Linked DNA regions of Homo sapiens: region 1 is linked to region 2. The links are chromatin loops, found by intact Hi-C in ENCODE. Cell type or tissue: Calu3. All regions are shown on one strand. Links, peaks and the distances in the headings refer to the core of each region. The heading gives the core; the rest is flanking DNA. Region 1 has its middle 100 kb from the start of KCND2. Region 2 has its middle 160 kb from the start of KCND2.

The links. Peaks named below come from ENCODE experiments on the same cell type or tissue, not always from the same donor. Only the 100,000 strongest peaks of a DNase experiment are listed, where the experiment ranks them.
Region 1: a loop joins it to region 2, with 8 times the contacts of the local background. A loop is called at or near these places in 3 of 110 quality-filtered maps.

Annotation. Positions count from the first base shown.
Region 1 is chr7:120,169,099-120,173,513 of GRCh38, reverse strand. No RefSeq gene overlaps it. Among named protein-coding and RNA genes, the nearest start is that of KCND2, 100 kb to the left of the region's middle. In Calu3, for the core only: no CTCF peak of the experiment used is centred there; no DNase peak of the experiment used is centred there.
Region 2 is chr7:120,108,003-120,112,417 of GRCh38, reverse strand. No RefSeq gene overlaps it. Among named protein-coding and RNA genes, the nearest start is that of KCND2, 160 kb to the left of the region's middle. In Calu3, for the core only: no CTCF peak of the experiment used is centred there; a DNase peak (open chromatin) is centred at 2,077.

The sequences.
Region 1 (4,415 bases), core at 190-4,189, 61 kb before region 2:
TTTAAACTTCCTTTCACTTAACTATACTTAAATATTATTTTTTGACCATGTAAAAAGATGTTGTTGAAGATATTGTTCACTGTGTTTCATTGTCTTCTGTTAACACACAGAGAGAAGTTCACGCTGATCTTAGTTCCAGAAATAGCTATATTTTTTCTAAGCTGCTTCTAACTCAATTATTTGTTTAAAGTGTAACTCACTTCCTTGAAACACAGTCTTTTTTTTTTTTTTTTTTTTGAGACGGAGTCTCACTCTGTCACCCAGGCTGTGGTGCAGTGGTGCAATCTTGGCTCACTGCAACCTCCACCTCCCGGGTTCATGTGATTCTCCTGCCTCAGCCTCCTGAGTAGCTGGGATTACAGGTGCCCGCCACCACACCCATCTAATTTTTGTATTTTTAGTAGAGAGGGGGTTTCACCATGTTGGCCAGGCTGATCTTGAACTCCTGACCTCAGATGATCCACCCACCTGGGCCTCCCAAAGTGCTGGGATTACAGGCATGAGCCACCGTGGCTGGCCCCTATTCCTGTTTCTTAATCTTGGAGAATGGTGTAAGCAACCAAAAATGTGGTATTATTTTTCTTTGCTTCCTTCTCGTTCATCATGTTCCAAGTACAATCTATCACTATATTTTATAAATTCAACTTCTTTAATATCTTTCTATTCCCACTAAAACAGCCTTAGTTGTTTGGATTACTACAACAGCATCCCAATGTAGGTCATTGCCTCCTATCTTGTTCTACTCCAGGTAGCATATTTTGAATAATTTATCATAATATTTGGATAGTAGATTGAAATTGGGTATGTATGTGTTTGTCTCACAGATTGGACTACAAACTCTGAGAAAGTAGGTTCTGTCTCAGGAACAATAGGATTAACATAATTATTTTTCTGTCTGCATGTTAGACATTTGCAAACTCATTGTAATTTTTATGTCAATTCTACTAGTAGTAGAAAATCTCAATGATTATTTCAAGTCATAGCGTCTCCGTGAATGTATTCCATTTTGCATATTTTGGATCTTAGCTCTAATTTTCTCATGTACTCAATTATTTCTCTTGTAGGTATTTCAAGTACAAATCACTTTTGGAATTAAGAAAGATAGAAACAAATTAAATAATATAAACTAATTCAGTAGAGAAACCTGGGCTGGCAGACAACTTGTGATGTCCTTGGGGACGATCAGTTTCCTGTAAATTACATTTGAAGAAATATTAATCTTGCTCAGTGCATGTCTGTGAGGTTTTGTGTCTTTTTATACCTGTAACCTCAGAAATAGCATGCTTCAGTCCACCTCCACTATGAATACTAAAGTATTAATATGTCTACCTATAGAATACTATTTTATTTCATGGTTCACATACTCTATGGATGTGACTTTTTAAATAGTATTAGTAAATGCCATAACTGTCTTTGACCTCATCCTCTTTAAGAGACATTTCTTAAAGCACTGCTGAGAGGCATAATATTAAAAACAATATTAGAAAAATCTACTGCAGATCAGCTTACAGAATATTAAAAATATGTGAAGTTTTTCAATTCTGTAACCCACTGAATTATCTGGAGCTATTTCTGAGGCTGTTGTGAGGGGGAAAGGAGCAGATGATTGGTTGGATGGATATTCCCCACCTTTCTTGGGTTTCTGCTTCAGCCATAGCACCCTGCTCTGGGGATCTGTGGAAGGCAGATCTATGTAATTGTTAGCAGAATTTTCATTTAATGAAGTATTTCTCCCACTCTGCTTCCCAACAGAAATCTCATTGACTGTAGCCTTTATTATTTTCATCTCTTTCCCCAAGCCCTTATTTAAAGTATGCTAGTGTTTTAGTTATCATGATTAGGCCTCAGTTTTTATCTAGATTTTATCAGGATTAATCACTCTGTTCAAAGATAGATTAGTCATCTACCTGCAGAAGAGCCAGAACCTCAATATATAGTAATTATTTTTGAAAGTTACAGGTTATTCCTGTTTCACCAGTTTATACATGCTGATTGTAATTGGATTAGATTAAAACAAAGTTACAGAGAGGGAACGTTACATACAAAAGTGCTTGAAAAAACATGAAAATGAAAATTTTTAATAGTCAACTCTAATTCAATCTGTGTAGCAGATCAATCTGGAACTAGAAAAGTATAAATTGTACCCTAAGTACTTCTGATTCACTTAATCAGAAAAACTTCAAGAAGCAAATATCTCAGTATAAATTGCACTAGAGAACAGTTGTTACCAAACAGCTGGCACAATATCTAAAAAGAGTTATTCTCATTAACAAGATTTTCAATATCTACATTTTAAAACAAATGCACTTAATCTTACTCTGCATGATCACTACTACTCCATTAACTAATTTAGAAGATAAAATGTAAGAACCAGTGTTTCCTAGATGAAGCAGAACACTTCCAGAATGATGGAAAATATTCCAGTCCACTGAGTATAAAATTAGATTGTTGAATGACTGTGGCTGGCTCAGATTCTGAGGTCATGATGACTCTTCCTTATGCTAAGCAGATGAAATGTCAGAATAAAATCATAGCCTGGCTTTAGTTATGAATCTTAAATTAGGTGAGATAAAAAAACCTTTTGAAGTGTCATGTAGTATGATTTAAGTTTGTAGCTCCTTATTCTTATCCAGGGTACTGGAAATCTTATTATATACCATGAAGACAAGTTGCTAGCTAAGCTGACTTTAAATGAGCTTGTATTCACCCTTTGGGACCAGTGAAGTATCTTCTGAATACAGTTAGTTTACAATCATAAACTTGCTCTTGGATTCATATCTTGTTTTACTTTCATTGTTAATATTGTCATTGGTAGGCAGGAAACTACACAAAGCCCAATACATCATTTTGTACATAATTAAACAATTTTATTTCCTCTCCTCTATTTCACTCAACGGTAAAACACATTTAATTTTTGAGGAGGAATTCAAGAATTGATGAGTCATGAATTCAAATTTACTAAGTATTTCGTAAATTTAAAATAAAAAATTTAAACTGTGTTATCTTTGTATTTTTGATACTTGATTGTATTGTATTCTAACTCCCTAATTTCAGAAATGCTGGCTTGGAAGGGGTTCAATGTGTCAACACCAGTACACTTTGCTTAAATTTAGGCACTCTATATAAGGCAAGAGCCCATAAATTTTTTACTCAAGGTTACCACCATTACATGCTTAGCATATTTGAATTATTACTATTATTATTATCATAGATTCTTTAGTATGCTATTTCCTAGATTATAGCCCAGTGACATCATGTGTTGTTCAGTAAAACTTGGAATATTAGTACTTTTAGTAATATGGAACTTGGATCTATTTTCCCTTTTCCATGTCAAAATTTTGAGATGGATGTTTCCTGCAGAACTAATAACTTCAGAAGTCAAATTATGCACAGCACTCTTTGCATTTTTCTCTTCTATAAACTGCTAGAATATAAAAACCAGGAGTCTTCACTGACATAACTTTATATGTTATGTTCATCATTGTCTCATTTCCCTGTCTTTATCTCCCTCTCATAATATTCTATCCCTTTAAGCTGATGGAAACATATATATTTCTTCATATAAATACACATACACAGACGTACACATGCACACACATAAGCATTTTGTTTACAATCATTAATAAAACTTGCACCAAATTTGTGAGGCTCTGCTACTGCCCAGTTCTGAGTAATGAATTTATTTCATCACTCTTGGGTTCTATTTATACTGTTAACTTTGCATTATATATAGAGAGGTCAAGTCCGTTCTGGTCTTTGAATTAATTTTCAAGTTAATAGAATATTAAGCATGATATCCAACTTCACTTTTACATATCCAATTTTCCAACCCCCTCATATCTGATGAATTAATTTTAACCATTTTCTCCTATAGAAATTTAAATGTGTCTTTAGGTATTCCCTTCATGCCAATAGTTTAAATTGATTGCTTCTGTGAGTTTTTAAGGAACCTGATCAATGCTTCCATGTGACATCTTTTGAAGGTCTTTCCAGAATTTTAATGGATACCTTGATTCCAGTCAAATGTGATCCAACATTCTATCTTAGGCTTAAGGAAGATTGATGATATTTGATTATAGTATTCTGTGGGACCAAATTCTTGAAGGAATATAAAACTAGAATACTTAAGATCATAGTAACTGCTTTAAAATAAGTTCGGTTTATGTTAGATATGAAAAGAAGTAGAAAATAATAATGAATCAATAACTGTCAATTTTAATGTTTGTGTCTTTTCAAAAGTCATACATTAAAATTCAATGACTAATGTGATGGTATTATGGGGACGGATTAGTGCCTTTATAGAAGAGGCCCCAGAGAGCTGCCTTGCCAATTCTTCCATGTGTGTACACAGTGAGAGGGTGCCATCTATGAACCAAGAAGGCGGCCCTCAGCAGACTCCAAATTTGCCAGTGCCT
Region 2 (4,415 bases), core at 167-4,166:
ACCATGTTCTTCATTTATTACTACACAAGTCATCACTGTTTTGTCTCTCCAAAACACCAGGCATGTTTCTGCCTAAAAGCCTTTGTTCCATATGGGAACATATATAACAGACAAAATAATTGATGTTATTGTTACATGAAAAGCTTCTACTATATATTTTCATTTAATTAATTATGAACCAAATGAAAACTATCAAGTACAATACTAGAAAATGCATAAAAATATGGATACATATGTCACAATAGACCGAGAACTATGAAAATACTAAAAGAAAATCTAGAGAAAACGCTTCTGGACATTGGTCTAGGCAAATAATTCGTGACTAGGATCTCAAAGCAAAGAAACAAAAACAAAAATAGACAAATAGGACTTACTTAAACTAAAAAGCTTCTTTACAGCAAAATAAATAATCAACAGAGTAAAGAGAAGACCTGCAGAATGGGAGAAAATATTTGTAAACTATTCATCTTATAGGGGAATAATATCCAGAATATAATATACAAGGATATCAAACAATAACATTAAAAACACAAATAGCCCCATTAAAAAGTGGGCAAAAAACATGAATAGGCATTTTTCAAAAGACATACAAATAACCAATAAGCATATGAAAAATGCTGTAGATAATTATTAGAGAAATATGAATAAGAACCATCATGAGATATCATCTTACCCCAGTCAGAATGACTATTATTACAAGTCAAAAAATAACAGATGTTGGCAAGGATGTGGAGAAAAAGAAATGCTTATACACTGTTAGTGGGAATGTAAATTAGTACAACCTCTATGGAAAATACTAGGGAAATTTCTCAAAGAACTAACAATAGAACCACCATTCAATCCAGTAATCCCACTTCTGGATATCTGTCCAAAGAAAAGAGAAATCATTATGTCAGAAAGATACCTGCACACATATATTTATTACAGCATTATTCATAACAGCAAAGATATAGAATCAACCTAAGTGTCTATCAACAGGCGACTGGATAAAGAAAATTTCTCATATATATGCATGTATATAGATCTCTTAACTGTGTATGAATTCTTTCTCAGCACATACTTTGACTACCATGTCAGTACTAATCAATTAGCACTATTACATAGGTGCTTTTATGTACTTCGTGCATTACTGCTAGTCCCCATGTATATATATGTATATACACACAATGGAATACTATTTAGCCTTTAAAAAGAAGGCAATTGTGTCTTCTGCAGCAACATGGGTGAACTAGAGGCCCTTAAGTGAGACAACTCAGAAATAGAAAGTCCAATACCATATGGTCTCATTTATGAATGAGAGCTAAATAATGTGTATATATGAACATAGAATGTGGAATAATAAACACTGAAGACTCAGAATGGTGGGAGGATGGAAATGAGGTGAGGAATGAGACATTACTTAATGGGTACAATGTATGTTATTTGGATGATGGCTACACTAAAATCCCAGACTTGACCATTATGCAATATATCCATGCAAAAAAACTGCACCTGTATCCCTTAAATTTATGCAAATAAAACATAATTTTTGAATAAATGATTTCTATGTATTTTTATACTTTCCAAAATTTCTTATTATTAATTTCTAGTCTTATTCCATGCATTAAAAATATGCTTAGTTTTACCCCATAAATATATATGCCTACTACATACAATTGGGGGAACCAGCCCCCAATATTTTAACTTAGGTCCTTTCTATTTTCCCTAAGTGTTGGCCGGTCTGAGAAATACAGAGAAAGGGTACAAAGAGAGAAATTCTACAGCTGGGCCTCCAGGGGTGACATTACATATTGGTAGGACCGTGATGATGACCCTGAGCCGCAAAACCAGCAAGTTTTTATTAGGGATTTTAAAAGGGCAGAGGGTGTACGAGCAGGGAGTAGGTCACAAAGATCACATGCTTCCAAGGGCGAGAAAGATCACAAGGTGGAGGCAAAATTAGAATTACTGATGAGGGTCTATGTCCTGCTGTGCATCTATTGTCTTGATAAACATCTTAACAGGAAACAGGTCTGATGAGAGCAGAGAACCGGTCTGACTAGAATTTACCAGGCTGGAATTTCCCAATCCTAGTAAGCCCGAGGGTACTGCAGGAGACCAGGGAGTATTTCAGGCCTTATCTCAACCACGTAAGACAGACACTCCCAGAGCGGCCGTTTATGGACCTCCCCCAAGTAATGCATTCCTTCCCCGGGGTATTAATTATTAATATTCCTTGCTGGGAAAAGAATTCAGTGATATCTCTCCTACTCACACGTCCTTTTATAGGCTCTCTGCAAGAAGAAAAATATGGCTCTATTCTGCCCAACCCACAGACAGTCAGACCTTATGGTTATCTTCCCTTATTCCCTGAAAATCACTGTTATTCTATTCCTTTTTAAGGTGCACTGATTTCATATTGTTCAAACACACATGTTTTACAATCAATTTGTACAATACTGATCCTGAGGTGACATACATTCTCAGCTTACAAAGATAACGGGATTAAGATATTAAAGTAAAATCAGACATAAGAAATTATAAGAGTATTATTAGGGAAGTGATAAATGTCCATGAAACCTTCACAATTTATGTTCAGAGATTGCAGTAAAGACAGGCATAAGAAATTATAAAAGTATTAATTTTGGGAACTGATAAATGTCCATGAAATCTTCACAATTTATGTTCTTCTGCTGCAGCTTCACTCTGTCCCTCCATCTGGGGTCCCTGACTTCCCGCAACGGACACCCAAAAGATAAAAAAGAAAAGGAAAAAAAAATCATAAATAAGCAGTAAGTATATGTACAAATGGACTGCTAGTGGCAGTGTAATTCTTACAATCTTTAGAGTTATTTAATAATTTAAATCAAGAGCCTCACATTTTTATTAATATTCTTTAAACAATAATTCCTCATTAAATGATATATGTTAAGGAAATAAATATGTGAATTTTTCAAACACGCATTTCTTCACTTTGTTATTGTTTATTTTAATCAAATGTTGGACAGTTTAATTCAGTTAATTGTTAATTTTTAAATTAATAGTAATAAAAAGTCTATTTAGCAGCTCTCTAAATAGTGTTTTGAAGAATATTGGGTGTTTCACAATATGAAGTAAAAACACAGCATACATGTATGACTATGTGTATGTGCATGTGTTTGTGTATGTGTGTATACCACAATAAAGAAATATATTTAAGGGCCAATTATTATTATCTTCAAGTAGTGGTATTGGTTAGAGTTTATCTTAAAATGCGTTCTTTATCTTTTGCTATATTTTAAACATTTTATAATATGAATATTATTGGGTCTCATAATTTCATAATTAACATTTTATAAAGTAATCTGTGCACTTTCATGTTTTTAATGTTGTGTTAGAAACATGATATAGGTTGTTCTGAACTTCAATTAAAACTAAAAGGAGAGACCTGGCATGGTGGGTCACACTTGTAATCCCTGCATTTTGGGAGGCTGAGGTGGGAGGATTGCTTGTGCCCAGGAGTTTGAGACTAACCTGTGCAACATAGATCCAGTCTCTACAAACTAAACAATTAAAAAAAAAAAAACCTCAAAAGCTAAAAGGAGAGAATCAAAGCAAAAAGCAACCTCATCTAGGTCAGTAGATTTGCTTATTTTAAATCTTTTGGAGATCTTATATCAAAAAGTTTTAGAGTAACAGTATCTTTTATTAATATTTGTTACATACAGCATATTAATATTAGCATTATTACATGGTTTGCTCAAGGTCATGAACTCATTTATTTATTTAAAAGTGCTTATTGAGCCATTAGTTCATGCTCAATATTGTTTTACATGCCAAGAATACAACAGTGAACAAGACAGATCCAGTCTGTGTGTCATGGAACTGCAACACTGATGGGCCCTGGATTCAAGCCCAACTTATTTGACTACAAGCTCATGGTCTTTCACTACACTAAACTGAGTCTTTAAAGTAAGCATTTTCTTGTAAATCTAATCTGAAGCTTTATATTTTTCCTTGTAGGTTTTCATTTGTCCTTGTATAAAGTGATTGATCCACTTAGCAAAAATAGCTCAGAATTTATATTCTTTGTAAATAATTCAATTAAAATCTAAATAGTGTGAATGAAATATTTCTCTTCTAGGTGTCAGTTTGCTGGTGGCCACCTGCTTAGACTGTACCTAGAAAGCTGCCAAACAAATATATTCTTTCCACTTGGTAATAGAAAACACTTTTCAGGCCATTACCTTCTGCAATGCATTTCATCTAGGCATTGATTTTAATGAAATAATAATGCACTTGGCACCAGAATATCATCTACCATCCAAAGATCTCCAAGTATATAACAAACATCAATTAAGTAGCACAATAGTTCTGTAAGAGAGAACACCATTATCACAATACTGGAATTGAATAGAACGTAGAACAGGGGAAATAATGATGGAAACCCATTTTGA